Linked DNA regions of Homo sapiens: region 2 is linked to region 1. Evidence: read pairs that join two places in POLR2A ChIA-PET (ENCODE). Cell type or tissue: HepG2. All regions are shown on one strand. Each heading gives the region's core, and the rest is flanking DNA. Links, peaks and the distances in the headings are about the cores only.

What was found. ChIA-PET counts read pairs that join two places held together with the same protein. Peaks named below come from ENCODE experiments on the same cell type or tissue, not always from the same donor. Only the 100,000 strongest peaks of a DNase experiment are listed, where the experiment ranks them.
Region 2: POLR2A ChIA-PET joins it to region 1 with 5 read pairs; 3 of 35 experiments call an interaction of 5 or more read pairs at or near these places.

The regions. Positions count from the first base shown.
Region 1 is chr5:135,300,378-135,316,459 of GRCh38, reverse strand. The region is part of intron 3 of PITX1-AS1 (PITX1 antisense RNA 1); the gene reads right to left. Among named protein-coding and RNA genes, the nearest start is that of LINC02900, 60 kb to the right of the region's middle. RefSeq lists a silencer at 2,635-2,835. In HepG2, for the core only: no CTCF peak of the experiment used is centred there; DNase peaks (open chromatin) are centred at 7,459 and 9,410.
Region 2 is chr5:135,221,485-135,237,566 of GRCh38, reverse strand. The region is part of intron 3 of PITX1-AS1 (PITX1 antisense RNA 1); the gene reads right to left. LINC02900 (long intergenic non-protein coding RNA 2900) reads left to right here. Exons shown (of 4, transcript NR_037895.1): 4 at 1-1,333. Among named protein-coding and RNA genes, the nearest start is that of LINC02900, 19 kb to the left of the region's middle. RefSeq lists enhancers at 6,608-6,657, 6,668-6,827, 7,304-7,865, 9,570-10,070. In HepG2, for the core only: a CTCF peak has its summit at 7,772 (motif pointing left); DNase peaks (open chromatin) are centred at 6,786 and 7,676.

The sequences.
Region 1 (16,082 bases), core at 3,463-11,462:
GGCTATGCTTTAATTTCGTCTTTGACCTATGGCTATATCTTAATGGCTACACCCTGAATTTGGTGAGGAAACAGTTCCATTCTGCAACTGCAAAAGTCTAAGAACTTCAGGACTGTCAATTCTGTTTGCAAACCAGCCAGTTCTTTACTGAGTTCATTTCTTTCTTGTAGCACCTTATAAAATGCAACCAATAACAACTGACCCATACAAAAAAAAAAGCCTCGGACTCCCACTTTCTATTGGCAGAAGGTAGGCTGAGAAAGGTACTCAGCCACTCTAGGGAGGGTATATTTTTAATGCTTTTTTTTCTGGAAGTCGACAAGGAACATGGTGGAAAGGAAGGAACTCCCAGAGGGTGAAACCAGGAGCCAGTGGATCTGGGAGCTGTTCCCAGAGAGCAGAAGCAGGACCTAATCCAGGAATATTGTCTAACCCCAGGGTAGGAAGACCTCACGGTATTTTCCCCAAAGGAAGAATCTGCTGTGAACCCCTGTTCTGTGCTTCCTGCTTGTCCCCCTTTCAAATGGGACAGTTGTGGCTACTCTGTCCCAGCTCTTCAACTGTATATTGTGGTTTTTTGGTGGGTGAACTGGGGGCAAATACTTGTCTCTAGTTCATGGGCCTCTGGGTGAATAGGAACTGATGGAGACAAGACTTCCAGCCTGATGCTGTGATTGGATTGGAAATTTTTGAACCATCTGGGGAGGAAGTAAGTACATTTTGCTTGAGGGAGGGAAGTGAATATTTGTGATAAAGATGACAGGCTGAGGTAGATTGTATTATTGCTCAGCAAATAATCCCCAACTGACTCCATGGCTGAAGTGGACTTCTCACCCCCTTATTTGGAGCTTTGCCACGTGACTTTCTTCAGCCAATGGAGTGTGAGTGGCCATGATATGTGCAGAAGTTAAATGTACTTCTGTGGTTTGTCTTGGCCCTATAAGGCCTGAGAATTCACCCAGGTAACTGTGCCCCTGCAGCCTGGGTCCTGGAAGGAGAGCCAGGTGGATCAGACCTGAACCAAGTGGCTCTGGATGGAGCAGAGCCTCCAGGGCCAACCCACGAACCTGTGAGCAAAAAGTAATTGTTTTTGTTGTATTTGGTTGTATTCCTCTCAAAAATTTACTGTAAGATAGACTGAAAAAGTTTATTATATATCTAATCAGATTTCCCAAAGATAATAGGAGGAGGACGAAGAATTAAAGAGATGATGGCAGATACTTTTCCAGAATTGGTAAAAGTTGTTAACCCTCGGGTTTTGGAAGCCAACAAATTCCAAGTAGGAAAAGTAAAATAAAAATAAATAAATAAATATTTTTTAAAAATCACACTTAGACATATTGTAGTGAAACCGTAAAGCTCTGAAGACAAAGAGAAGACCTGAACGGTTGCCAGGAAGGATGAAACATATCTCCTGCCTGCATGAGTTCCGTGCCTGAGGGGCTGCACATGGGAACAAACACCTACACCCTTTATTGAGGAGATTTGCCAGGCAGGTGGCTTTATGGGTGTTATGTTATCTGGAAGAAACCTTGGAAGGCCTCTAATCTGGCCCCCTCAATGAGAGATGAGGACACTGGGTTCAAAAAGGGAGAGAGGAAATGTCTGCATCTGTTGTCCCATTTTCTTGGCAGATATGAGACTTGAGGCCACAACACCCACCTCCCAGCCTGTGTTTCCTATCACAGAGGCTGAATGTTCCTGGGCCTGGCCCAGGTGGTCACACAGAGAACAGGTGCTTCTCCAAGCCATGTGACAGGGTCTAAGAAGGCAAGGAGAGCCCTCTAAGACCCTGATGCATGGGTTGTGTAAGCAGACCCTCCTTGACTCATGATAGATGTGCCTTGGAAGAAACTGCCTTCAACGTGATAGCTGGCATTTGGGGCCTCTCCTGGCACTACACACCCCCAGTACCCTTCCCAAGAGAGCGCACAGTCCAAACCAAAACCAATCCCTGCCAAGAAAAGGCATGCCCAACCCTATTCAAAAAGTCCCCAGCTAGCCACTCATCCATCTTGGAATGACCCTCTCAATGCAGACACAGCATAATCTCTCTCTTATTCCCCACCTTGCCGAGGTTGTTCTAAGGAGAGTAGCCGACAGAAACAGCACATAAAAATGAGCCCAGGAACAAAATCCCCAACTCCAGAAAGATGAACATCTATTTGTGGGTGGTGGACCCAACTTCCTGGGATAGCTTCCCACAGCCCAGGGCCATCTGCCATGTCCCATAGGCCCAAAGGTGTCAGTGCAATGGGGTCTCCATAGACAACAGTTGTCTCGGGAATCTGTTCCCACACCTTCCTCCTGGGCCCCGAGAAGAAAGGACAGACACAGCTGCAGGTTTTACCATGGCCCAGCCAACATGGGATACCAGATGCAAATGAAGAGGCTGTGGAATGTGTGGACTGGCAAGTGAAGAAACAGCATTTGTCTCTGAGCAGAAGCTGCTGGGCCTGGAGGTGTGACTTGAGGCCATTACTCAGCTCAGTGACAACCAAGGGTTTCCATACTTTCATTGAAGAATCATCTGGCTAGTGTTTCACTAGATGGCACCCCTGGAATCACCTCACAAGTGGCTACTTATGGAGAATTCACTCCGTGGACAGACTTGGACCATCCATTCACACTTGGTCAACTCCTGGGCTCCTGTGTTGGCTAGAGGGTGTGAATTCTCACATTAACCTGCTGAAGTTAATGCAGAAGAAGCACCTCCAAGAAAAGAAACTGAAAGTCCCCCTAAACCAAATGTGGTTACAAGTTGATAACATGGAATGCAACTCTCAGGCAATCTTACCTCTTCAGGATGTTTTAGGGGCCAAGAAACAGGCCACAAGGTCTTTGAATAGCCCAAAAAACTGTCACAACTTCCATGCACTGAAAGCTCATTCCTCTTCCTCACAAGACACCTCCGTGAGAGCCAGTGATGCTTCCTCTAGCAAGCGGGTGCAGACAGGAGCAGCGGTGAGAAGGTGAGCAGGACTACCTGCAGGTGGACACCGACACCAGCAGAACACAACAGCTGCCAACTGGAGCAAAGGCATGCAGGACCATCCAAACAGATGAAAAGCAACTTTTAAAACGTGGCCTGCCACCATTCCAGGCAGGGACAGTGCCACATATCTAAGCTCTGAATTATAGCACACAACAGGGCCTGGCACATCATAACATGCAAATATGTTTAACTTTTTAATTGGAAACAACTGTAATTAATTTTGCCTGAATTAATGATTATTACTATGACTGCCAAATAGAGACCTTTCTAACCACATCGTTCCTTCCACATTGATCAGTTGGCATTCTACAATGAAAAGGAGCTTCTCTTCATCCACATTTATTTATCCAAGTGTGGGCTCATGGACTGCTGTTTAATGGGTTTTACTCCATCACCATATTGTACATTTTGATGTTCAAATGTCCCAGTTTGGGCCAACGGGAGCCCCTTCAAACTGTTTCCATGTCCTTTTGACATGTCTGCATCCTTCTTTGAGCACTTCTTTACTCTCTGGCATAATGCAGTGCTCCTGGCCTATCTTGTACTTTTCCTGTCCCAGTCCTGGAATCAACCGTTTCTCCAAAGTCCTGGTGTCCTTAGCAGAAAATGACATTAGAAACCATCATTGGAGCAACTAGGTATGCTATTTGTTGTATAAGTGTCATTGCTTCTAGGCCTGCCTGCTCTGTCGAAAGAGCTCAGAAGTATGCGCGCGCGCGCGCGTGTGTGTGTGTGTGTGTGACATAATGATATTTTAGTCAATGACAGACCACATATATAAAGATGGTCCCATAATATCATAATACCATGTTTTTACTGTACTTTTTCTATGTTTAGATACAGAAATACTTACCATTGTGTTACAGTTGTCTGCAGCATTCCGTGCAGTAACATGCTACACAGGTTTGTTCCTAGTGCTACAGGCCATACCACATAGCCTGGGTAGTAGGCTGTACTATCTAGGTTTGTGTGAGTACACTCTGATGTTCACACAGCAATGGAATTGCCTGATGACACATTTCTCAGAGCATCTCCCTGAAGTTAAGCAACACATGTGTGTGCATATATGTGTGTGTATATGTATATCATACATTTACATCTACACTTATTTCTATACCTACATTGAAAACCATGAGTTTACATCAATACCTCCAATAACACTGGGTTCATTTCTAACTTTCCCACTTCCATATCTATAACTCTTGTTTTCTAACAATGAGAGAACTGGTCTGTTATCCTCAGTATGTTTACTTATCTGGTCAATCCTCCTATATGTAACCAAGTTCTTGGACCCATCAGGCTGCCACCCACTCAGTTACTTTCCTCACATGGCATTCAACCTCTGCCAGGCCCTATTCCCTGTTTGGCTTGCATAAATGCTTTTCTTTTTAAAAATAATTTGAACAAATTATAAATTACCATAAAATTAACTCACTTTTTAGTATATGATTCAAAGATTTTCAAGTGAATTTATAGAGTTGTGTAACCTCCACCACAATTCAGTTTTAGGTACTTCCATCATCCTCAACAAACTTCCCAGTGTCCATTTGCAGCCAGTTCCCATCCCCAGGCAACCCTGATCTGCCTCTTCTAGAAATTTTATATAAAGGGAATTATATGCCTTTTTGGCATATGACTGACTTCACTCAGCATAATGTTTTTGAAGTTCATCCATGTTGTAACATGTATAAGTAGTTCATTCTCATTGCTACATTATATTTCATTTCATGGATATATCACACTTTGTTTAGCCATTTACCAATCGATAGACTGGATTTGGATTATTGCAAGCTTGGGGCTACTGTGTATAATGCCACTATGAACATTTACGTACAGGTCTTTGTGTAGGCACGTATTTTCGTTTATCTTGAGTAGTGCTGTAGGCAGAATAATGGGCTCCCAGAGATGTCCAGGTTGCTAATCAGCTGACCTTAAGAAAGCAAGATTATCCTGGATTATCTGGGCAGGCCTTGTATAATCACAAGAGTCCTTAAAAGTGGAAGAGCCAGAAGAGGAGGTCAGAGTGAAACAATGTGAGACGGACTCAATATGCTGCTGCTGGCTTTGAAGATGAAGGTTATGAGTCGAGGAATTGTGGGCAAGCTCTGAAAGCTGGAAAAGGGAAGGAAAAATATTCTCCCTAAAGCCTAGGGAAAGGAACGTAGCCCTGCCAACACCTTGATTTTAGCCCAGTGAGATCCTTTTGGACTCTAACCTCCAAAAGTGTAAGATAATAAATTTGCATTGTTTTAAACCACTAAGTTTGTGGTAATTTGTTACAGCAACGATAGAAAACCAATACAGGTAGATACCTAAAAGTGTATATTGGTTGGATAGTAAATTTATGTTTAACTTTTTAAGAATCAGCCAAGCTGTTTTTCAAAGTGGTTGTGCCATTTTATATTTGTATGAAATGTATGATCTTGCTCAGTTTCTAGAGCCTTTCAGGTGATTTTTACTGATTTTCTCCAGTTTTATCATTGCTTTTGGGGGAGAGGATTTTTCAAACTTCTCATTCCACCATACCAGAACCCAATGATTTTTTGATTAAATTATCTACAGAAAAGAGGAGGAAAAGAGGGAGGAAGCGGGGAAAGGTCAAATGTTTGTGTTGACTTACTGGCAATACTGGAGGGCAACAGATTTCAAGGGTTCAATCACCTGCCCGTGTCTTATTAGCTGTATGACCCTGGCTGGGCAAGTTGCCCCACTTCGGCGAGACTGTTTCCTCACTATAAAATAGTACTGGCAATTATAGGATCTGCCTCCTAGGTTTGTGATGAGGATTAGATAATACAGTCAAAGTACATAGTCAGTGCTTGGCCCCTAAGAGCTCTCAACTGTTGACAATGTTTTTAATGGTAAGGGCAACAAGAACAGGTTAAATTTTGTAATATCCTGTTCTATTTAAGTAAAAGATGTGTAATTGGAAAAACCACAGAGTATGCGTTCCTAGAAATGTAAACAGCTGTCTTGCCTGGCATATTTTTCAACTCACTCATTCACTTCAGGCACCTAAAATCTAACTACAGAATTTTACAAGTCATCTGTTGCCAATGACTATCCATACACCACCATGTCCTTCCATCAATAACAACCCTATACAATTGTATATGATTTATACTTTTTAAACATCTTTTCAGTATATATTTTCACAAGGTCTTCATCCCAGTGGATAGATAAACCAAGAATTCTCTCATTTGACAGATTAAGGAAACTGAGGACCAGAGGTGTCAAGTGATTCACTCGAGGTTCTACAGCAAGGAGGTGGCAGAGCTGCTTCCATTTCCTCCTCTTCATTGCATGTCACTGGTTTCTGCCCACGGGCATGGTTTCCTCCTCTCTCTCACTGACATCATTCATGTTTGTTCATTGAATGTGGAAAAGATTAGCTTTCATCCAATTCAAAGATGCTAATAACACACTTAATGTCTATGAACACATACTGATTTTATTATAATCCTGCTCCTCTTGCTGGAAGCAGCCATGCCTGGCTTGGTGGAGATTCAAGACTCACCATTACAAAGAGTAAGCTATGCTTAGGTTAAATTGGCGTTTGTTCTGAGCCCAGTGGCATTTTTAATGCATTTATAAAAATGGAAATGAGTCAAGGTACCCAAGGCCGATTAAACAGGCAAGTCAAACACCCAAAGAGCCCACAGCAAAGGCTTTGCCTGCAGATTCACAGCCCTGCCAACAGCTCCCATGCTCAGTCCTTCCGAAGGGCTCGCCTCCCAGCACAAAGCCCTATCAGGCCTGCCATCTTAGACAAATCTTCACAATGGCCTTACAGCTTCAGTCCTGTCCCTCTCACATTTCACAGATGAGGAAGCAGAGACTCAGAGAGGTTAACTGACTTCCTAAGACACACAGCTGGCAAGTGGAGTCAGGTCTCAAAATTCTTTGAACTTCTCATGCTGCTCCCGTGTTCACTGATAAAGAGACCCCCTCCTCCTGCCCATTCCTTGCTAAGCCCCCTCTGATCCAAAGAGCACAGTGTACAGGCTAAATAAGTGTATAGTACAAGAGAAGGGGTGTGCAGAACCATTTCAGCCACCACCCAAGGCCATCTCTGTGCAGCCTCTGCCCTCCCCAGGTTCATGTACAAGGTTAATTTCTGATTTGACGCCCTTGAAACAAAGAAGACTTGGAGATAGAAGACACTGGGTACAGAGGAGCAATGCCTCAGGGTCTCATGAACTTGTCAGTTTTACTATTGCTATTATCGTTTTTTGTTCTCATATGGTTTTTGGGTTTGCTGCTCTGGGAAAAGCTAATCCATTAAATGAGCGATGCCTCGTTCTCTTGAATCAAGTGTTTCACTTTGTAGAGGGCACGGAGAACAAGAAAGTAATGTGGAATTATACTAGATCCTGTTTAAAATCCAGGATAGATGAGTCAGAAAATGAAGAGCCACGTGTCTCCTCTGTCTCCTCGTCCTCTCTCGCATGCACACATATACATGACCAAAGTTCACATTCCAGCCCTGAAGGATGTTTTCTCAAGGCCCCTCTCCAAGCTGTTCCAAAAGCCTGAGAAGGCAGTCCCTGCATTCAAGCCTGTCCTGCACTGACAGCCCGCCTGGACACTGCAATAGCTTAGTGGCAAGGGCTGCACCTGCATGACCTCAGATGCCAGTGAGGGCCAGGGAGCATCCCCCACTCATCTTCCAGAAAACCTGGAGAGACAGGCCACATATGCAGCTCTCCCTTGTGGCCTTGGAGTGAGACCATTGAGATCACCTGGCCTCCAGGGCTGCTCCCCACATTCCCCAGGGTTAGGACAAGTTGGGGATATGGAAAAGGGGAACAGACGAGACACCCCAACCCTATTTTAGAAGGAAGGTTATTCACATTCATTCATTCAGCCCCAGCCAGGGCTGGCAGACAGCGTACTAGGAGCTGGTAACTATCACTGGCACAGCACTTCGTGGTTTCCAAAACTACTTATTTCCCACACGTTCTCTCTGGTGACTCACACAGGGCTCCTATTGCCAGACAGGGTAAATGTCATGCCCGTTTTACAGATGAGCACACTGATGTCCAGAAGTGACTTGCCCAGATCACAGGGCAAGGGAGTAGCAAAGCCAGGCTAGGAACCCAGAACACAGATGTGCAGGCAGGCCATGCAGGCCACACCGCCCAAGGCTTCAGAGCCGTCGGGGTCCTCTTGTGGCAGGAAAAGTGGGCTGAAGAGTGACACATCAGAAATGTTTTGGCCTCCACCTCAATTCCAGAGATGGTGGAGGTCAACATACACCTCCCTGCCTGTCCCGTCAGCACTGGGACGATCCTTTCACCAGCCAATCCCCACCCCACGTTCCCTGCACCTAACTGTTCTCATCTTTAAATGCACACATCATGAGTGGCTTCCTCATGAGAGCGCCACAGGAATTGAGAAGGATAAAGCCCACGTGGGTCTCTTCGCCATGCCAGGCACAGGGTGAAGCGCTCCCTAGACATCAGCTCAATGTATTATGATTGCTCCTCAGTGTCCAGCCTGGGCACACCATCAGGGCTCAGCACCTTCACCTGGATTGACCAGGGCCCCCAGGTCAGTAGGTTGGTGTCTTCCCTGCCCTGGCCCCCCAGGAGAGAGGAGGGCAGTGGAGGGAGGGAAGGAGGGAGAGGAGGCATCCGGCAGGGCCCTGGGCCACCTCGTGGCCAGGCATTCCCGCTCCTCGCCTTTGTCTGCACCCCTGTAACTGAGAGGCCTGTCTAGACTGAGCGGCTACTAGAAGTAATCCAGGGAAAATCTCCCTGAAACCCGATCCCTCCCCTTATCGAGGGGCAGGCAGATTAGCCTGATTGATTGAACAATGGACGCCGAGGCTTTAACACGATCTCCATGTGGCTCCCGTGCAGAAGAGGCTCTGGGCAGATGCAGGGCCTGCCTAGTGGAGGAACCTGTCCTGTGGGGTCAGCATCATCGGCCTCCCAGGCTGCTGGAGGGAGAGAGCTGAGAGGACCCACTGCTACCAGGGCGACACTAGAATCCTGACCACCACTTGCACCATGTAGGGGCTGCTTTCCCTGCACAATCCAGGTCCTTGGTTGGGCTTACGTGCTCCACATTGTGAGTGCCTGTCGTCTTCGTCATCGTCATCATCGTCATCACTACTGCTATTTCACAGGTAAAGGCACTGCGCCTAAGCAACTTGCTCAAGGTCACACAAGAAGAAAACGGTACAATCTAGAGTCGGCGCTGGTCTGTTTGACACTGAGGCCTCAACCCTTGCCCGCCCTCACATCCTGCCTCCTTGGTGTTCAGACTGTTGTGGTCAGTGTGACACAAGCCCTGGCCATTGTTCCAGATGACCCTCCAATATCCGTCAGCAAAGCAGTCCTCAATACCACCATAGGTGTAGAAATGCTCTGCAAGCCACACACACCTGGCAGCCAGCAGCAAGGCCAAAGGGCATCATTCTCTTTTGTTTTTATCTAAACCACCATGATTGGGAACTAACCTATAAACAAAGGCAAGGCTGTCCCTAGCTGCCTGCACCGAGAGCCTTCCAGAGTGTGATGTCCAAAGAGAAGGCAAGGATACTGTCACACATGGGGACCATCAGGTCAAGAATAAAAGGGTCATCCTGGCCACAATCCGTGGGTCCCCACAGGGCTGGCTGCAGGGAAGCCCCATTGGTACCTTCTGTAATCCATGTGCTCTGGGACAGCTTGCAGGCAGGGAAGGCAGAAAAGGCAGGGAGGGGATGGATGGATGGATGGATGGATGGATGGATGGATGGATGGACGGACGGACGGACGGACGGACGGACGGACCAGTCACAGCCCGGCCCATGCCCAGCACAGATGAGGCTAGCAGAGGGCAGTCCATGGCAGGAGCACTCAAGTGGGCCACACCTGACTTCCACATACCTCCACCAGTCACCTGTGACCCTGGGACAGTCACCTACCCTGTCTGAGCCACATCAGCTTCATTTTACAAACAAAATACTAGCCACCCACCCCTACCCTGCTCTCCCAGGATAGATAGAAATTAAATGAACCAACCTGCACCCTAAATGTAGGTTAACCTCCTTCCATGGCAACAGACTCAACTCCCTAAGAGTAGAGGCCCCACCCAGAAACTTTTGTTAAAACTCAGAATTGACGTAACTTACCAATGAAATGTAACTGTCTGATAGCAACAAGGCAGGAAAGTCACGTTTGACTGTCCTTGGAGTGCTGATCCAAGGTGGTGCATGCCAGGCAGCCCTTCAACACTGCCCACAGCACAGGGCTAGGGAAGCCTCTCTACCTCGGGCACCACCTGTGTGGCTCTGCAACGCTGAGCAGTGTCTGCTAACAAGAGGGCTGTGGCACATAGGCCTCATTCCACAGATGAGGAAACTGAGGCCCAGGAATATTTCATCAAGGAAATAACATAGATTTCCCCTTAGCTCTTAGCAAAAGGGTTTCCATGGAAGCATTATCAGCTCATTAACTAGAGTGAGTAACACTGATCCCCCAATAATACCACTTTGAGATTCGTTTGCAACCTGAACAGCCAGCTGGGGTCCTAATTCATTTCAGCAAATGACATTCAGTGCATGTCTGTCCTTGTGATCTCGGGTTGGATAATCCCTGCACTTCTGGTTTCCTGTTGGCCAGGTAACACCTGTGCTCCCCAGCAACACCCTCCCCACCCTCTCACTGTGCCCCACACAGATCTATGTCTGCCACCCTCCTTGCCACCCCACAACCATTCTTGTATCTTACTCCAGCTAGACCCTCAGCCCAGGACCTGGCCCCATTCCACCTTTGGGATTGCAGTCCCTTGGGTCCTTTTTTCTACTGCCTCAGGCAGCCAGCCTACCCACTTTGGAAGACACCTGCCCACTGGGCCAGAGAGCAACACCTTCATCTCAAATAATGGGCCAATTTCTTCCTGTGACTTTATTATCAGGCAGGGAATGGCCACTAAGGCCAGCCCTCCCTTAGGGATGAGGCCCATGCCAACTGGGGAAGGGGTCTGGGATAGTCCTGACACTGGCATGATACCAGGCAGGACATGACCACAAGGAACTCTGGGTGCTAAGGACAAAGGGGACACAAAGGTAGGTGTTTCCATGCAATTCAGTGTGCATGCCAGCCCCTACGTGGGCAGCAGGGGTGGGGAGACAGCCAAGATCCAACTCCTGCCCTCTGGAACCCCATCCAACCCAGGCTTAGCATGCTGAGGGTCGGGAGGGGCTGGTAGCTGAGATGTAATTTTGGGGGGTTGCTCCCTAGAAGTGGGGCCTCTGGGTTCTGCTTTGAGAGACAGGCAGGAGGTCTGGGGCACAGGTATCCCAGGAGAAGGCAAGATGTGAGGGAGGAAAAGGCACAACTCAGTGGGACTTCCTGGGGGAAGGACATGCCGGGCTCAGATCACAGGTAAACTGTGCACCATGGGAAAGGAGAAGCCACTGAAGATGCAGAGCAGGGCTGAGTTCTCCAGAGACCATTCTGGGGGCAGAGGAACAGGTGGATGGAGCACGCAGGCAGAAAGAGAACGGCAGTAATCGGGCATCACAGCAGTTCAGGCCGCAGAGGGCTCCAGGCTCTTTACCTTTTACAAGCTGTGTGACCTTGGGCAGATTACTTAACCTTTCTGAGCTTTGGTCTCCTCCTGGGTCAAATGGAGACTAAAACAGCAGGGCTGTCATGAGGATTGAACCTGATAATGCATGAAAAGCATTTAGCATGGTGCCTGGCACACAGTAAATGCTCAATAAATGTTTGCTTAAAAAACAAAAAGGCAAAGGCTGACTTCTTAGAGCCTCCTCCCTCCCTCAATCTCCCCAATCAATAAAAGCAGCCCTTTTATCTAAATCCCCGGGACCAAAGGGAAACCAAACACAGCAGCTGCTGCTCAGCCTCCCAAGACCTGCACCCCGCCTGCCCGCGCTTCTCCTGCTGGGGGCCCACCACTGCAGCTGTGGCCAAGGAAAGAATGCTGGCGCAGTGACCTGGCCGTGAACCTTCCCCCCAGCCTCCAAACATGCACAAAAGCATTTCGTCTACCTAAGCAACACAGGCACCACCCAGCCCAGCTCACCCTGCCCCACTGGGGAGCCCATGGAACCAGGGTGATCTGTGCAGGATTACACACCTGCCTGGGTTTGCTGCCTCAGACCAACTCTGGGACGCAAGAAAGAAAAAATGAAAGAAAAATGTGTTCTTAATATTCATGACTCTGGTGGTATTTTTGAGCACAGCGCTGAGTTCCTCCGTAAAGAGAGAAATTCAATCCAGCATAAAACATGCTTGATAGAGGAGGGGGTAACACAAGCTCCTGAAACCCTGAGAACGGTTTGTTGGTCTTTTCACAAGAAAACTGTGGGATCTTCCAGGTGGACCAAGAGTTTGGGAGGCACACACTCTGCAAAATTATCGGGGAAACAGATCAGCCCAGACTCTCAGGAACTTCAGAGACAAGTCCTGCTGGCTGCTGTTCTTGGTGATGTGGCAGTGGCCTGCTCCCTCGCATGGTCCTCGGTGGCTTGTAAACCATGGAAACATGCAGGCAATCTGCCATGGGCAAACACAAGCAAGATGGCATTTCACATCTGACAAGAGGGGGACTATTTCTTTGGCCATAGTTGGGTCACAATTTACTTCCTATAGTGCGATGTAGCAGAAAGATCATGGGTTTGGGGGTGGGTAAGACCCCAGGTTTGAATCCTATTTCACAACTTAAACACCACATTGCTTACCCAATCTGACCCTCAGCCACAGGTAAAACATGGAGAAAATGGGAGCTACCAGTGAGGCCTCTTCTGAGGGTAAAATTAAATGTGATTATGCTCATAAAGTACTGAGCCCTGTGCCTGGCCCATCACTGGCACTCCGTAAGTATCTGTCCCCTTCCCTCAACAAGTGTCCATGTGGGAACAAAGCACATCTACACGCCCCCACACCAAAGTGGGTCAGTGAATCAATTCTCTAGATAAGGCAAAATAATTTTTCAATGACCACCACTAGATAATTGAAATAAGGGATTTTTTCCCCATGGAAATTATCTAAATAAGTCTCAAGTTTCTTGTGGCTGCAATAGACATGGACTGATAAACAAGGGACTTATTCGCCCTGGATGAAAATCTAACCCCTGGTCATATTTCCAGAAGACAGAAGGACAACCTTACCTTTTCAGAAACTGGGATAAAAATGCAATTCCCAATCTCACAATAATTGTTTAGTACAAAGAACCAAGCTAGAGAATCCCTGGGGAGATACAAAATTCATATTAAGATAGTAGAAATTAAAAGTCCTAATGAATGTGACTTTACTTTTTGACTTCACCTTAAAAAGAAGCTTTTGAAAATTGATTTGTATTTTCCATGTTTAAGTGAGAATACCTACGATGAGAGTAGGAGGGTCTAAAATCAGAATTTCTAAATTAGACCCTGATTCTTGTTACTTAGTGAAACTTTCTGTCCACCGAAGGGTTTGGTTGGCATCTTCTTTTAAACTTTATTGGGGCACAATTTACTTAAAGTAAAATGTACCCATTTTGAGTGTACAGGTTGTGGAATATTGACAAGACCAACCTAGCACAGGCAAGATCTAGAACAGAGCTCCCTAAAATATTCCCTCATGCTCCTTTGCAGTCAAATCCCCTCCCCCAGCCAATAGTTTTGTTTGTTCTGAAATGACATATATATGAAATTTTGCAAGGTCTACAGTAGTCCCACTTACTTAGGAGGGATACATTCCAAGACCCCCAGTGGATGCCTGAAACCACAGATAGCACCAAACCCTATATATACTAACTTTTTCCTATACGTATATACCTGTGATAAACTTTAATTTATAAATTAGGCTCAGTAAGAAATTAATAGAACAATTATAACAATATACTGTTAGTAAAAGTTATGCAAACATGATGGTCCTTCTCTCTCTCAAATATACCTCACTGTACCGTACCCACCTATTTTCCATGATGGTTGGCCTGGGAAAGCGAACCCTTAGGTAAGGGCACACTCCTGTGCTCTACGTACTGTACTGTACTGTTCTCCTCAGCATGTCCTTGAGATCCATCTACGAGGTCATGTACATCAGTAGCTTATTGTTTTTTATTGCCAAGTAGTATTTCATTGTATGAATGTACCACAATTTGTCCATTCACTTACTGATGAACAGTTGGGTTGTCTCTGGTTTTTGACTCTTGTGAATAAAGCTATTAATATTTATATAAAAGTCTTTTGGTGAACACATGTTTCCATTTTTCTTGAATAAATACCAAGGATTGGAATATGTTAAGTGTGTGTTTAACTTTAAAAAAAACTGCCAGCCCGTTTCCCAGAGAGGCTGTACAATTTTACTGACCCACCAAAATACAACAGTTCCAGTGACTCCATGTCCTCACTAGCACTTGGAATTGGCAGGTTTTTTACCATGTGAAATATATTCTTACTCTGTGGATTTAGTGAGGTATAAATTACAGTGAATAACATTTCACCTGTTTCAAGGACTCAGTTTGATTAACTTTGGTAATTGTATATAGTTGTGTAACCACAAGCAAGATAGAGAACATTTATTTCACGCAAGAAAGTTCCCCTGAGCCTCTCTGCAGCTGATCCCCTCCTCTGAACCCGGATCCTCAGCCACCACTGATCTGCTTTTTGTTAACTGTAGTTTTGCCTTTACTTGAAATTCGTATAAAAGGAATTGTACAATATGTAGTCATTTTTACTTAGCTTATTGTTTTTTGAGATTCGTCCACTTTGTTGTGTGTATGAATATTTTGTTCCTTTTTATTGCCAACTAGTATTTCATAGTATGAATCGTTTACAATTTGTTTATGCACTCACCAGTGGATGCTCACTGGACTGTTTCCAGATTGCTTCCATTATTCTTGGGTAAATAAGGAGCTTAATTGCTGGGCTTGGCAAACATGTTTAACTTTATAAAACACAGCCAAATAAACTAAACTAAACTAAACTAAAATACATAGCCAAACTCTTTTCCATTTTGTCTAATTTTGCATCCTCACACAATGCAAGGTATGAGCATTCTAGTTGCTCCATGCCTTTGTCAACAACACTTGGCACTGTCAATCATTAAAATTTTAGCCATTCAGTGGATGTTATTGCATCTCCCTGCTAAATAAAGATGCTAAACCTACAGTCATATGATTATCATCCATTCATATATGTCCTTATGTGAAGTGTCTATCCAAATACCTTGTCTGTTTTAACAGTGGATTTTTTTCTTCCGCTGTTTTAAGAGTTCTTTACATATTTTGGCTAAAAGTCCTTCACCAGATATATGTTTTGTGAATATTTTATCCCAGTCTGTCATTTGCCTGATTAACTGTCTTTTTTATTAAGACAGTTAATTTTTTTTTGATTATGTGACTTTCTTCTCAAAGAAAAGATTATGATTTTTTTATGATTAGTGTGACATCTTTATGATTAGTGACTTCTTTCTTCTCAAAGAAACTTTAGCCTATTCCATTGTTGTGAAGAGTTTCTCCTATTGGTTCTTCCAGAAGCTTTTACATTTTAGCCTTTACATTAAAGTCCATGATTCATTTGAGTTAATCTTTGTATATGATGTAAAGTAGTAAAATCAAGCTGCCTCTTCTTTTCTATATAGCTAGCCAGTTGTTCCAGTACAACTGTTGAAGCAAATATTCATTCCCTTAGAGCCTCTGCTGCAAATCAAGTGACTGTATATGTGGCTCTATTTCTGGACCCTCTGTTCCATTCTTTTGATTTATATTCTGTCCTTACATCAGTATCCCACTGAAGATTGCTGTACATTTATAGCAATCTAGGTTTTGAAATCAGGTAGTTTAAGTTCTCTAACTTTATTCTTCTTTTTCAATATTGCTTTGGATATCCTATTGTGTTTCCATGTAAATTTCAGAATCAACATTTTGGTCAATTTCTATTTAAAAATATGCTGTGACAGATGTGGATTGCATTGAGTCTACAGGTCAATTTAAGGAGAACTGACATCTCAACTATACTGAGCATTCCAACCATGAGCATGGTACACTGCTCAATACCTTTTAAGTTGCTTTTTCTCAGTAATGCTTTGTAGTTTTGGGAGTAAAGGTCTAACATATATTCTATTAAACTTATTCCTTATGTAGT
Region 2 (16,082 bases), core at 4,282-12,281, 80 kb after region 1:
CTGAGAGGTCACAGCTCTGCCTCACAGCACCCTGGCCAAGTTTTCCATGAAATCATCCAAAGCCAACAGGAGTTCCGGGAACCATCCATCTGGAGCTGCAGCTTCCTCCCTGGCTGTGGGGATCTTCAGATCCCTTGGGCCTGGGATAAGTCCACTCTCCACACATGTAGGGGAAACATGCCAGAGGGCCAGCCCTTGTTCCCAGACACGGCCCTGGCCCCTAGCAAGCCTGCTCAGACACAGGGGGATGGTTACAGCAGACCTACCTAGCTGGCTAATGTCTCCCTAGTAGCCAATTAATTGCAGCATTCACTGAGGGACTAGGCAGTCATGCAGAGGCCAAGCTCTAAAGGGCACCCACCCCAGCCTGTCCCCCAACAACCCAGACACACAGACCCACAGCTACATCCCTGTGCAAATGCCATAATCCCAGCTTGGCTGCACGAACATGCGCACCTCTCCCATCCATGGCAGCGGGCCCAAAGGGCAGGCAACAGGCAGAAAGCAGCTGGACACTAGGGGTAAGCTGAGGAAGACCAGCCCTCGGCCCCTTCCTCTCTACACAGAGTGGTGGGGAGACAAGGAGGAGCGAGGGATACTGACCCGGGCCTGAGGAACACCTGACCCAGCAGCACAGAACAGAGATGAGAAATGGGCCCCATTTCCATCCCCCAAATCCTTCAAGATGACCACTGAAGCTGCAAAAAATCAATTTTCTGCAGCTTCTTCGGAAGCCAGGATTTATTTTCTGTGTGTGCAGAGCTATTGGCTCAGCTGTTTCCCATCAGCTTCCTGCATGCTTCCAGGCAGAGCACAGCCCACTGCCTCCCTCTCCTTCTTCCTCCCGCAATGCTCAAACCCACACCCAAGGTAGACCCCTAGGAAAAGCAGAGGGTCTTGACTTGGGAAAATCAAGCCACGTGTCAGGAGTTCACCCCTGGATATCACCACCTCATGTTTCCAGAGTCCCCAGTCACTTGCAAAGGACCTCACACATGCCCCGGCTAGGAGACAAGGCTAAAGCCTGTGGAGTCAGAGGACGAGAGAGAGAGAGAGAGAGAGAGAGAAGGGGCAGGACAGAAGAGCCGCTGGACCCCAGATTCACAGGGCACAAATGCATTCTCTAGGTGGTAACATCAGAGCCACCACTTCTCAGTGTCAGTCCATATTTACTGAGTGCCGACTGCCCGGGACCCTGTGCCAGAGCTGCGCCCCAACCCCATCCATCCCGAGCTTCATGATAATAACATTATTCTTTCCAACTTTGGGCTGATCAGGGTTTATAAGGGCTCCCACTTCACTTTTTACCAAAAGAAAATATCTTTCCTTTGCATCACGATCAACTGTTCAATGTTCCCCTCCCACAGGGGTCCTCTTCCCTGACCTATGTAGTCAGGCCCCTGACAGTAGTGACCATGGACTGAGATGCATGGGCAACACCTGTCACACATACACGCAGTGGTGTTCAGCAAGGGACACTGCAGACCTAGTCAAACCCCTGGGGGCACCTTTAGTGAAGGCTTTGTGCCTCACTTTCTCTCCACAGTCATTCTTGGCAAATCCTGGCACGGTCTGCGTTTGCTCTCGATCAGTGCTCTCAAGGTGTGGTCCCTGGACCAGCAACATCAGCATCATCTGGGAACCTTGGTGAACTGCATTCTCATGCCCCACCCCAGGTCTCCTGAATCAGAAATCCTGGGGTGGAGCTCAGCAGTCTGTGTTTTAACAAGCCCTCTAGGTGATTCTGCTCAAGGTTGAGAACCACCGCTCTATGCGCCCATGTTGTGGGGGGAACAGGCTGCAGGTGGGGGGAGGGGTGCCCCCCGGCTCCTCCCTCTGCCCTCCCTCAGCCAAGGTGCTATGCCGACCTGTCAGCTCACAAGCCTGAGGGAAGCCTTCTGCCCCCCAGGCTTCTCCTCTGTCTGGATCTGGGGTCCTCCTAGGCCCCCACACTAGGCTAGCTACCCCACCTCTTGCTGCAGGCTCCCAAACCCCCATGTGCTGACGAATATAAAATCTTCATTCTCAGCATAATTGAAACATACAACATGCACTGATCACATGCCCGTCTCAGGGGTCTTTGCACTTCCTGCTTCCTAAGCTAAAACCCGCTTCCCCAACTGGTGTGCTCCACTCCCTTGCCTCACACAGGTCTCTGAGTAAATGTCACCTCTTCAGACAGGCCCACCCAGACCACCTCGCCTAAGGGGAATGCCTCTTTTGCTCCATCTTCTTACCCAGCTAACTTTTCCTTCATCTCCACCGAATATTTTGTTGTATATCTACTAATTTGTTTGTGGGGTTTTGGTTTGTTCAGGGTTCTTTTTGTTTTGGGGGCTATTTCCGCCTCTAGGTGGTAGACTCTACGAGGGCAGAGCTTTCTTCATCTTTACTCACTGCTGCATCCTCCCTGCCTAGAACATGCCTGTCACGGAGCAGGAGCTCAGGCAATATATCCCGGGTAAATGAATGGATATGTATATAGAAACAAAAATTAGTGCAATCCACTCCTTGTATTTATCACCCTTGAACACATAAAAGCCAAAGCAAATTTGGAAATAAAATACAAACAAAACTACCAATAAAATTAGATGATGTGTTTTGCTAAAGTTAAATTGCCAAGAATGGGTTTAATAGTAGAAAGATGTGGCCTCGGGCCAGTTCTGTTTCTGTATTTCAATTTAATTAATACCAACGCAGAGAGTGACTGCCTGCAAACAGATGTATGCAAACAGACAAAGTAGCATTAATAACTTTAAGGCTTTGTTTGTAAGTTCGGGTTAACCAGCCTTGATACAACACCAGAACCCTGCACACAACCCTGAGGCATCAGTTTTAATGAGGGATTACCTGATAACTCTATAAAGCTGTCCTGTTCACTTGAAGCCACATTAGCCCATGGTGCTACTAAAATCTGCCTTAAATAGACATTTAGTTCATTTCTTCCTAATTCTAATCCCAGCAATCTCTTCCTCACATAGTTCCCAGCACATTTACTGCCAATGAACTCCAGCAAGTTGCCACATGGCAAGCCAGAATCTGTTTGCCATATGAACGTGACCCTGGTCACCAGCTAATGGGTGCCTGGCCTCCGTCCTGCCCACTGGCATGAGCTTTGTTCCACCTTCACTTTACCTAAACAAATGCAAGCAAACTGAACTTCCTTTGTACCGTGGACCTCAGCAGTGTTCGGCCTTCCCTCGGTGCAAACGCGAGCAATCGAACAAACACCGTTACGAAGACATGTAAAGGGTCTCTTCAGTGGTGCCGTAAATCCAAGTTACGAGGTGAGTACTCAGATAATCTTGATGAGATTGTATGAATTTTAACAGATTTTTATCAAAATGAAAACACAGACTTTTGAGAATTGAAAAACAGGGCTCCAAGCCACTGATGTCTTCACCTATTCCAGGGCCTGGACACTTGTCACCAGGTCCCTCTGAGCAGTGCAGCAAAGCACTGACGTGCCAAATTCCAGCACACAGACCAGGCACAATCTTACTATCCGAAAATGCAATTGGTAAGCCACCACAAACTGTTCAAGTTCCGACCACAGCTGTGCCCCACAGAGCTGTGAATCGTCTCACTGGATTCACACATGTTGAAAATGGTTCTACAATTCTGGCATCTGCCAGAGCTTTCCAGGGATGAAGGCATAATGGGTGCCAAAGGTTTAATTAAAAATTTATGGAAGAAAAACTTACGCTTGAGAACATTACATCCACTCTCTTCAGTTTGAGTTTTATTTCCCCTGCCAGTGTGGACAAGAGTGCCATGATTCTGTTTCATGACAACTTCTAAGTCCCGAGCCTCGCACCTGGAGGGATGCCGGCAGAGGTCATGCTCTGAAATGGGGCCAGCCTCGGCATCCTGCCCAAATGTTTATCCGGAAGTGGCACCTGTCCTGGTGGGGGGGGGGATGGTGCCAAGATCAGCTGCCCTGGAGGCAGATGCCAGGTTCAGTTGACCAAAGGGTCATCTTGTCCAATCTCCTGCCAGCCAGCAGGTCCTCAGCAAAACCATGGGATTTGGTGGATTCTCCTAAGACTCAGCTCCCCAGTCTTAAGCAAAACCAACTCTCCTTCTCCCATCTTCCATCTCCCCAGCTTCTGAGGACAGTGCAGGAACTATCCAGGGAGGAGACAACTCTCCCCAGCCTTTTCTTTCTCAGTAGGAGAGAGTTTTTCACTCAGCAGGAAGAGTTCTTACAGAATCTAGAAAAAAACAGCTCATGCTGCTCTCCATGTGGCCTGAGGACTAGCCCTTACCCTCCTGTGGCTCACTCTCTCCCACATGCCAGGCACAGCCTCTGTCCTGGCACACACCCTCCGTTCTCCAAGAGGAGGAGGGAGTGCCCTGTGTGTCCAGAAAGCATTGCTCTGTGTCAGTCATCTGTATCCACCACCCAAATCAGGGGCGAAGCCAGGAACTCACGAAGACAAAGGCCTGGCAGCCCAAGCAAGCTGTGGGCAGGCGGCAGGCCAGCCGGGACCCAGCAGCAACAGAGAACGGACCCTGGGCTGGCACAGCAGCCAGCAGCAGCAGCCCTCACCTCCCAGGGACGGAGCCGCCCTGCCAAGGGCCCCAAGGCCTGGCTCCATGCCCACCTGCCCCTCACCTGCCCTCAGGGAAGCTTCCGTGCTCTTCCATGTTGCCAGTGGCCCTCAGGATGCCTCCCAGCAGGACCCTAGTTTCAGCTCAAGAACCCCAGAAAGGAGTCTGGGGTCTCAAGAAGAGGGGTTTAGCCGAGCTCCCCTACAACCTAGTCCAGCCTTTTTTTTTTTTTTTTTTTTTTTTTTTTTTTTTTTTTTTTGAGACAGGGTCTTGCTGTTATGCAGGCTGGAGTGCAGCGGCACAATCACAGCTTACTGCAGCCTCAGCCTCCTGGGATAAAGTGATCCTCCCACCTCAGCCTCCTGAGTAGCTGGGACGACAGCTGCATGCTACCATGTCCAGCTAATTTTTTGTAGAGAAGGGGGTCTCTCTGTGTTGCCCAGGCTGGTCTTGAACTCCTGGGCTCAAGCCACCTGCCCACCTCAGCCTCCAGAAGTGCTGGGATTACTGGCGTGAGCCACTGTGCCTGGCCCTAGCCCCGCCTTTTTTTTCTTGAGGCAGAGTCTCGCTCTGTTGTCCAGGCTGGAGTGCAGTGGCACAATCTTGGCTCACTGCAACTTCTGCCTCCCGGGTTCAAGCTATTCTCATGCCTCAGCCTCCTGAGTGGCTGGGACTGCAGGCACGTGCCACCATGCCTGGCTAATTTTTGTATTTTTAGTAGAGACAGGGTTTCACCATGTTGGCCAGGCTGGTCTCAAACTCCTCCTAGCCCCTCTCTTGATGGAAGAGAACCCAGGGCTCCTCCCAGAAACACATTTTGGTTAACTGCTACCTTCTTTTCGTATCTCCTCACTAAAAAGCCTTTCTCTGAGAACCCTTCCTGACAATCATTAAAGGAGGGGGGACATAGAAGTGGCAAGTGCATGCAGTCTGGTCAGGTTGCCCACCTCACAGCAAATCTCCCCCTCTGTCTCCCCAAGCCAGGAGACTGGGCGGGATGGGTGGGGCAAATCTGACTTGGACCCCTCGGTAACCAGTGGGTAAAAAGGGCAGGCTGGTTCCTGCTCACTGAAGTCATGGCACAGTAAGGTGAAGGTGCCCCGAGGGTGGGGAAGGGCCCTGGCAGTCACCCACCTTGACCCAATGGGGCCACAGAAAAGTTGTGAAGAGGCCTTGGAAAAGACTGTGTGGAGGAAGACTTGAAAGGCTGGGTATTGGCTTGGACCCTTGAGAGGAATCATCAGCTAGTCTGTGAATCAGGGGCCTGCTCTGCCTGCAGTTCCTAAGTACCTGCTGGAACTGGGAGCTGTGTTAAGGCTTCTACAGACATTCAACCTTCCCAATGGTCCTAGGAAGTATATGATATTATTCCCAATTAGCAGATGAGATGACTGAGACCCAGCCTGAGGGGCCCATGGTGCCATTCCACAGGTGTTCTTCACTGCCACTCCACGCTCCTGAGCCACACCCTCCTGCAGTGGGGAAGCAGCTCCTCCCTCTGACCCTGGAGGCCCAGGGAGAGAGACTGACCAACCCTGACTCTGCCCTCTGTGGCCAGTCCTCAGCCAGCCCTCTTCCATGCTGTGTTAGTAACTGCATGGCCCCACCCTGCCTGGCCTACGCTGGCCTCTAGCTCCACTCACATGCCCTGTGCACTCCCTCTCCACCTTCCTGGAGCACATCTCTGGCACCAGCACTCACCTACTCCAAAACCTTCAATGGCCCCTGATTTTCAGACTCAAGTGTGGGCAAGCCAGTCGCTGAAGGCCTTGCGTGATTAGGTAATGACTTGTCCTTTCTAGAGGTCTTTTATGGGACTTTCTCCTGTGGGGATACCATCTCCCACTCCAATGGGACTACCCATTGGCACACTATCCTGGATCCTTGCTTTGCCTGAGATTTACCTTCTGCCTGAAACACCCCTCCATGCCCCAAAGACTTCAAATGTGTGCAAACCCAAGGCTGCTGCTTGGAGCTGGTGAGCATGCAGAACTGTGAAGAGAGCTTATCAGCTGGGGCAGGGGCAACATGATGTGGGAGAAGACTCAATGCGTACACGAGCAGGCCACTGGCCTGAAGAGGGAATTGTGGGCACTCTCTGCTCCACACTGGGGTGCTCCCAGAGGGCTCTGCACACGCTGCCCCTGCCCTGGCCCCTTGGCTCGCCATCTTGGCCTCCCTTAGCAACAGCAATGCTGAGTCATCCCTCTCCCATGGGCACGCAGCCCTCTCAGTTCTGTACAAAGCACAGCCGCAGCCACACAGCTCTTATGCAACTTGGCCCTTCTCTGTAAGGGTGTTGGAGGGTGCTGCTGGAGTGGGCTCAGGGCTTTCTCTCAAGCCCCATCTAGGGCACGTCTCCACACTCATGCCCTGCACTTGGAGGCTGGATGCTAGGCGCACCTGGGCATTGGATGGGTCTCTGCCAACCCTGAAGCAGGCATCTGGATGCAGGGATTCCTGAGGAGGGCGGTCCGAGGCAGCACTAGTTCAGTTGAGGCCTCTGCTGACAGCAAGCGGGCCTGTCAGCAGGGCTGGGTGCCTTCTCCTGACCACATACCTTTATCTGCCCCATGCCCCTGTGCTTCCCAAAGCTACCGAGAATCCAGAGGCTGAGCCTCAAGGCGCTGGGCTAGGGGACTGGAGCCTGAGTTCCTGCTCTGCCAGTCTGCTCGGAGCCAGTGTGACTTTGGGAAAGTCCCTGTTCCTCTCTGGCCTCAGTTTCTACATGCATAAAATAGAAGCTGAGACTAGACTGGTGGTTTCCCAGCTTTGTTCCTGGAAGCCCTGGAGTTCTGAGGAAGGATCTCAGGGACCCCTTCACAGGCATGTTGCTAAACCCAAACCCTTCTGCAGCCACACCTGGGGCCTGGAGGCCTATCAAAGCTGAGACCTCTGGTGCCTGGTGCATAACCCTGGGCAAGTGTTTCCCTTCACAAGACTGAACTCTGGCCTCACCCTTTCTTTCCACTAACATACAGGCTTCCACGAAGCCACAGAATGGGGACCTGGCCTAGAGGTCAGCGGGCCTCCATCCTGGGCAAGGCAGAGCAGGGCAGGATGAGGGAGGAAGGGCCAGGCAAGAATGATAGCAGGATCTCGGCAGGAAAACAAGTCCAGAGTCCATGCCCCATAAATCAACGAAGTGAACTAGTTACAAAGTTGCAAGAGCTACAAAGACAAGCAGGGAGCAGTGAGGCAAACAGAGATGAGCAACACCAGAGCCCTCTGGAGGAACAGCAGCAGGAAGAGGTGCTTCCAGAGCCCAGAAACCAGGGCCACCCAGGAGGAACTAAGGTCACCTAAGGGCCTCCTCAATCTGGGAGAGCTGAGGCCACAGAAAGAGGCTGATGAATGATGGCTAGAGACACAGAGAAGACACAACTGCTGCAGAGACACCACCAAAGCCAGAGCTTGGAGGAGACATACCCTTTCCTCTCTCTTCCGCCTGCCCTCCCATCTGTCAGTGCCTCTCATTGGCCAAACTTGGCCAGAGTCAGTTTTCAAGGAAGCCTGGGACCTGTGGTTTGCAAGGCCAGCCCTTGGGATACAGAGCCAAGCAGGGGAAGGGCAAGAATGGATCTGAGAGCGAAGAGGCAAATGGCAGCCATGAAGCCACTCTCAGACCCCCAGAGATCCCTGCCCTTCCAGGTCCTGCCCATACGCCAACATCCAGCTAAAACCATCTTCCCCCAGGAAGCCTGGGTTGCTGGTTCTGGGCCAGCCTGGATCTCTGCCTGGCCACACTCTGGCCTTGGTGCCCCCTTATCCATACAGGATCAGGGCAGGAGGCTCCCACTGCATGCTCTCCAGTCCCATAGATGTCCCTGAAGCTCAGCAGGCCTCTGTCACAGCTGAGCACAAAGGCTGATGAGCCTTTTATCCTCAATTCCCCAGCTGGGTTTCTTTCCAAGAAAATTTATTTTTTCCCAAATGAATATTCCCAGGTCATTTCTTGGGAAATGTATGTCATTGTCATTGGTTTTAAATAACTGGACTGGATGGATGCACAAAAGGAAGCCAAGCACTCCCCTGTAAAATTGCTCTAGGGCCAACCTGACCTTAGAGGGGAAAGGAGGAGGGAGTGCTGCACTGCCTCTGAGAAGACTCACTGAGAAATGCATGTTTAGAGCAAGAGATTCCTGAGGTCCTGGACAGAGGGAAAGATTTTCACTTCACTGAATATGATGGGATCTGGCCCGTCTCTTCCAAGGACCCTTCCCACCCCTGCCTGGCCCCAAGCCCTACTGCTCCCAAGAGTCAGCAGTGGCCTTCTAATTGGCCATGTTCTCCATCCCCTTTTCCCAAGACTCGATAACCCTGAGAGTTGCATTTTCAAACAAAGGCTTGACAATGTCAACTCTCCTCCTATTACCTCTCTGCTGTTTCCCAAATAAACTGCAAGCACCAGAATCTGAGAGATGAGGCCAGTGGAGTGCCAAAGCCAGCTCCTGCTAGCTCACAAGAACCTAGTATTCAGTGACATCAAACTGATAACTTGAAATCAGCCATGGTGGGAATATTTACACCATGGAAATTGGCAAATGCCTCACATCAGAGACTTTTCTACTTTTTTTCCTGAAGAGCAGCTGGTTGTTAAATGCTTACCAACACACCACTAAATGAGGTCTTTGATGTTCTGGGCACATATCACCCTAGCCCCCTCCACCACCACCAATCCCAGTCTCAAGTCCCGTTATCCTCTCTCCCACCCTCTCCCTCCCAGCTGTTCAGCCAACACACCAGGTCTTCCCAAGCCTCCTTGGGAAGCTCATGCTTCCCCCCTGCTGCCAGAGGGGAGAGAACATGAGGGTGCTTCCATCCTGGGTTCAGATCTATCTGTGGAACATTGGGCAAGTTGCTTGCTCTGTTCTCTCACCTATAACAGGCAGACAGCAACACAGGCCTTCATGAACATGAAATAGAAGCATAGCTGTTGCAAGTTCAGCACAGTGCTTTCCAAGGATGGGATCAGACAATGACAGCCCCTTCTCTACTAGCAAAAATTCTTTCATGCCTCAAGGTTCAGCCTGAATTCCACCTCCTTTGTGAAGCCAGATCTGTGAACCCAGCAGAAATGTCCTATTCCCTCCTGGCAGCCTATCCCTGGTGACTGTAGCTCTGTGACATGAGACCAGAGTCCCTTGTGAGAGCAGAGCAGACAGCTGGCAGGTGAGGGGCAGGGGTGAAGAGAGGGGGACAGGATTTACATGCAGCTTCATGAGAAGCAGGATTACAGGGCTGACAAAGCTACCAGGACCACTCATGCCCTTACCCATGGACTAGACAGACAAGAAAATAACAGAAAAAACTCCTTCCTAGGATAGAGACGCTCCCTCCTTCTGGCCTCACGCACCTGCAGGCACCTTCCTGACAGTGGCAGGAGGGAGATACAGCATGTGGGACATGTGGCCTTATGTGAACTCGGCATGAATCAGCCTCACAAAGCTCACCTCCAACCACCAGCCCACTTGCAAAGGTAAGGGAAACGTCCAGAATGTGAACCCCCATCAGCCCAGCCCAGATGCCACTGGCTGGCCAGGCCGCAGGAGCTCTGCTGTCTTTGGGATGAGAAATGCCACTCTCACTGCTTGGCTCCTGCCAGCCCTGGGCAGCTGAAGAGGGACAAGGCTGGGAGGGACTAATGTCATTTCTACCTCTTAGGAGGGCTGGACTGCAGCAGAACCCAGCGTGGTCAAGGGGGCACCTCCACCTTCCTGTGAAGAGCTCAGCAGATCCCCAGCAACTGGCAGATGTTATTATTCACAACTTACTTGCTGTGTAGCCTTCAGCAAGTTGGCTGACCTCCTTGGGCCTCAGTTTCCTCCTCTGTAAAATGGGGGAAAAAACAGTACCTTTTCCTAAGAAGTTATGAAATAAGTGATTAAGTACTTCAAGCTGTGTCTGACACACAAGTGCCTAATAGGTATTAGCTGTTATTATTTATTGCCCCCTTTTTACACAGGAAGAAAGTGGACTTTAAAAGGGAACTTGGGTAGACATAATTTGGAGTTTTTGTCCCAAGTCTCTGCAGGATCAAATCTCTAAAGGAAATGCTGTGGGTGAGCCTAAGCCTGGAGCCTCCCAAAGAGAAAAGCCTGTGTCTCTTCTGTCTCCAGCAAGGACAGTAGAACAGGGGTTCCTGAAGGTCTGCTTGGAGCCCAGCACTGCGTCTTCTATCACAGGGATCCTTGTTGCTATCAAGGGCCAGCATGGCCCTGCTCAGATTCCACTTGTAAAGTGTAAACTACAGAATCTCAGGTTTACAAGAAACTCTAATGACCATCCAGGTCCACAGCTGCTCACAGAGGCCCTTAAAACCTCCACCAGGACATTGCTTGAATACCTCCAGGGATGGGGAACTCAGTACCTACAGAGGCCTCACATTCCACTCCAGATGCACCTGAAGAGAGGGGAAGGGGAAATAAGTGAAGGGGTCAGGGAGGCTGGTACAAAGGCCGATTTTGCCAGTTTCTCAGTTGAGCCTAAGACAGGGCCAGACTCCAGCCACCCAGCTGCCACTACTGCTCCTGCCCAAGAACTCCGGTTCTCTAGAAAACTGAGAGCCCCTCTGGGAGGCCAGGCTTGGCAGGAAGATGTGGAAGCAGGCTGAGCCACAAACGAACTGGTTCCATACCATTAGGCAACAGGAAAGAAAAAGGGTGGCCCGCCCCGGGCCGGGCGCAGCAGCAGCGGCAGTCATGGAGATCAAAACACCCAGATAATGAGCCGAATTCTTCTCCCAGAGACACCAGCTAACGAAGGGAGCACAGGAAGCCCCATGTCACGGGCCCAAAGTGTTTATACAAGTGTTAAAAATACATTTCAAAAGAAAGCAGGGAAGCCCAAGGAAAACCCTCTGCCGCCCTTGGAAAACGGTTTTTGCAAACCACGTTAATTTGTTTTCCAAAAGGTGTTTGAAGTCTCCCTGTGTACCCCCTGGGCAACTTTAATTCCACCTCCTAATCCCCTATTAAACCTGATGCTCACTAACACAGCCCACTTAGGGGATTATGCTTTTTATTCTTCATTATACAGATACATATTTGGGCCCATGTGTGTTCCTATGTTGTCTTGTAAATTAAAAAGCCACTGTCAGCCACACTTCTCCCAGGGGCCCGAAATAGCCTGAGCGTCATTAAGGCACTGAGGGGATTTGAAATGAAGTTTAAAGGGTCAGAGAGTGTGATTTTTAAAATTAATTTCCAAAGCCTTGTAACCTTACAGCCAGAGATGAATGGGTCCGTGGGAAACTGCGAGAAGTAAATGTGCGAAGAGGCTAACCAGAGAGGACAGGGAGGTCACCTTTGCCACACAGAGCAGAGGTGGCTCCACAGTTCCAGGGGTTCGGCGTTCTGTGGGGGAAACAGGAATGTAAGCAGTAACTAGTATTTTCATCATTGTCAGCAGCAGGCTGTTTCTTAAATACCTACTACGTGCTGTTTCCACACCTCAACTCATTAAATTCAGCAGCCCTCTAAGGAGAGTATTATTGTCCCTATATTTCACATGAGGACACTGAGGCATGGAAAACTCACGTGACTCCCTAAGATCCCATTGAAGAAATGGAAGGGACAGAATAACATTGGATAACGTTGAGACCCATGAGATGTACTGAGCTAGTAGCACTCAATAGCTAATGTGTCCAATCCAATGGATATGCATGATCTCATTAAACCTCCACCAAAAGCCAGAGAGATAAATCCTGTCCTACTTTACAGATGAGGAAGCTGAGGCTCAGAGAAGTTTTTGTTTTTTTAAGCTGTCAAAGGTCACACAATTAGTAAGGACCTCGGACTTGAACCAAGGTCAGTGAGACTCCAGAGCCTAAGCCCCCAACTTCTCTCTGACTCCACAAACTCACAGCATGCTCCCCAGCTGCAGAGAGCTTCATAATGGTAGCATAAAAGATGTGACAAGGCAGCCTCCCTCCCACAGGCTCCAGCACCTCAGCTAGAAAGAAAGCCCTGTGGGTTGAAGTAACCTAGGAAGGCCCCTTGGAGGAAGGGTACAAGAGGCAGGCTGGGGAAGAATGGGCTGAATCAGTGAAGACAGTAGAAGTGGGTCAAATGACCTGCACAGGTGGAAAAGGACATGTGTGCTCACAGGCACCTGGCCAGAGATGTCAGGAGACAGATGGGCAGGAGGATCAGGAGAGAGGTCTGGTCTGGGGACAGATATTTAGGCAGAGACCCTAAGAGCCTTAGGGTCCTTCCACCAAATCCTCTCCTCTCTGCCTTCCCTCCAGGGACCAGGCCTGAAGATGGCATCCCTGTTCCTAATCAAGCTGGCCCCTGACTCTGCACACCCTAACCCACCTCCCACACCCTCTCAGTCATCTCTCCTGTCCGTGTCCCCACTCTCTTTGGATCATTACATTTCCCCTGTCCCCTGGATCAGCCTACAGTTTTGCTGTGATTTCTCCCTAATCTTAAAAAACCTTGCCTTGACCCCCACATCCCTCTCAAGCTGCCACCCTATTTCCATGCTTCCTGTTTTGGCAAAAACCCCTTGAGAACTGTGTAGATCTGACATCTCTTCTCCACCCTCCCGAATCAGGCCTCATCTCCACCACTCCACCAAACTGGCTCTCACTGAGGTCCAAGCCAACTCTCAACAGTCTTTCCCATGAACACGTCCTTTCTCCTGCCTCCCGAAACACTGCACAGCTCCCTGGCTGTACCTTCGCAGGCTCCCCTACTGGTTCCTCCACATCCAAGTTCTGCATTGCCTGAGGGCTTACTCCTCTGAGACCTCTTCACTTGTCTCCTCTCTCCATCCATTTCATCTAGTCCTGTGGCTTTAGGTGTCACCTAGTCCTGTGCCACTGCCATGCCATGTTGCAACAGGTCTGTCTCTAACCCCTGCCTCTCCTCTCAGACTCAGCACAACCAACTTGACATCAGCATTTGCATGTCTAATAGGCCTCTCAAATCAGACTGATCTTCACTGCCCACTGCCCCAAACCTGCACTTCCTCTTCTCCTCCATCTCAGCAAACAGCTGTTGGGGTGAAAGAAAGGGGGAAGTCAGGAATAGCTCTTGGCTTGAGCAATTGGATGGATAGAGTGGCGATCCATCAAAGTCCTACTGACTTTACCTCCAAAACACACCTGGATCCATCCCTTCTCTCCCTCCCCACTGTCCCACGTGAGCCTACACCATCATCATTTTCACCTAGACTCCACAATAGCCTCCTATGACCTCTCTGTCTTCACCTTTGCTCCCTACAATTCATTGTTCATTCAACAAAGGGGTCTTTTTAAACACAAATCTAATCATGTCACTGCCATCGCCATCCCATTGTACTTGGATGACATCCAAACTTCCAGACATTGGCCAGGACAGCCCTGGAGGATCTGAACCCTGCCTGTCTCATCAATGTCACCATGTGCCACTCCCTTCTGGATTCCACGCCCAGCTGGATTTCATGGTCCATTCTCTCCTTGAACACACCAAGCTTGTTCCACCCCCAGGGCTCTTGCAGTTGCTTCTTTGTCTCCTTGTAATGCTCTGTCCTGATCTTCTCACAGCTGACTCCTTGCCATGCAGATCTCCACTGAGATGTCACCTCCTTGGGGAAGCCAGCCTGACCACCCATCACATCACCCAGGTTTAATGCTCTACAGGATGCTTCTCACCCCTGACAATCTTCGTGTTTGTTTATATGTGTGTGTGCTGTCTGCATCTCACCAGAATAGAAGCCCCAGGAGGGCACAAGACCTTGTCTGTCATGCTCACGGCTATGGCCCCAGCATCTAGCACAGTGCTTGGCTTAGATCTGACATTCAGTCACCATGGCATGAATGTCTGCTTCCTCCCATCTCTGCATCCCTCCTCCCCGACCCACCTACCTCCCATAAGACCCTGGTCTTTCCCACGAGGCTCAACATGGTGAAGATTGAGTGTTCCGAATAATGTGAGGGCCTGGGGTTGGGGGTGAAGAGAGTGGAAATCTTAGTGGCCATCTTTGATCTCCCAGCCTCAGCTGCCACTTCTACCTTCCCACGACCAGGCAAAACCCCTTCAGACCTGTGTGTGGCCCTGGGTCACACCTCCCCTCAGCCAGGGGACTGCCAGGCAGGCAGCCTTGAGCTTGGGATTACCCACTCTGCAGTCAGACAGGCAGGGCCCACATTCTGGCTCCCCCATTTATGGCCAGGGGACTATGTAGAAGTCTCTTCAATTCTCTGATCCTCAGTTTACTCATCTGGAAAATGGAGCTAGGAACAGCACCTTCCTCTTGGGTTATTGTGATGATTTGAAGGAAATAATCATGTAAGGAGGGCCTGGCACACAGCACTTGCTCAATGAAATCGAGATGTTGTGGATACTATGGAGCCATCATAGGGTCTGGGAGCAGGCCTCGGGGAGAACAAGGGTTCCACGCATGTTCCTCCTGAACCAGGGCCAAGTGGAGCCAACAGATCTCAAGACTAAGAACTCAACACTGTCTCTGCTAATCCCACCAACAGGTTCAAACAGCCACACCTCCTCTGCCCTGCATTCCTTCTCAGTCAAATGACAGGGCCTTGAGTCAGTTCATGATAAGGTGACATTACAAATCATGGAACCTACTTATGCTGAACCCAAGCTCCTCCCATGTAGGGTGGCAGGCAGGGAACTGATTCACCCCTTGACACACAAGGCACTGAGAAGACAGATGGCCCACACACCCTGAGTGCCAGCACCAGATCTGGGCACCACCCCCAGGCCCAGCCCATGGAACGTGATCTGGACAATGGGATGGAAGGCCTGCACAGGGCCCCTTCCGGAGGGACAATGCCAGCTAAAACTCAGCACACCAAGCCTGGCCCCAGGGTTCCTTCTGATATGTATTTAGTAAAATGTGACTGTGCATCTTTATGTCCTCAGCCTACCAAGTAGCTAGACACAGCCCTACATGCTGGGTCAATTGTACCATAGTTATTACATTAAGCTACACTTAATATCCAAAAAGTAAGAGCTGTAATTACAGCCACATTGACAAACCTTTCGTCCACCCAGCCCTTGACTGCCAGCCAAAGAATTAGAGACTGAACCCTACAGCCTCGTTGCCTGGCAGGTTATACCTGGGCCACAGGAAAATATCCAGCTTGGAACAGTCTGCAAGGTATGCATGGCCCCTGGAGTCAATCTGGCACCAAGGCCTGAACACCCTTCCCAGCAACCAAAACCATCACTGCCAGCCCAACACCATCAATGCCACTCCCAAGTGCTTCCCAGCCTGTAAAAGAGCTTGCTCACACCACCCACTGGCATGTGAGTAGCCCAGGGGAGAAAGAGGGGTGGGAGTTGCTGGTCCCTCTTGATAGGCAGGGACACAAAGAACCAAAGACAGGCAGAACTTGCCCATGGCCACACAACAGTTAGGAAGGAAAAACTAGAAATCCAACAGCCTGACCCCTAACTCCATGTTCTTTCAACTCCTCTGTCCTAAATGAGTGAAAAAAGCAACAGAAATGGACTGGCTGTTATCATTACTACCCCTTTTATATCTCCATTGGTAAAAACAAAATTAAAACTTCT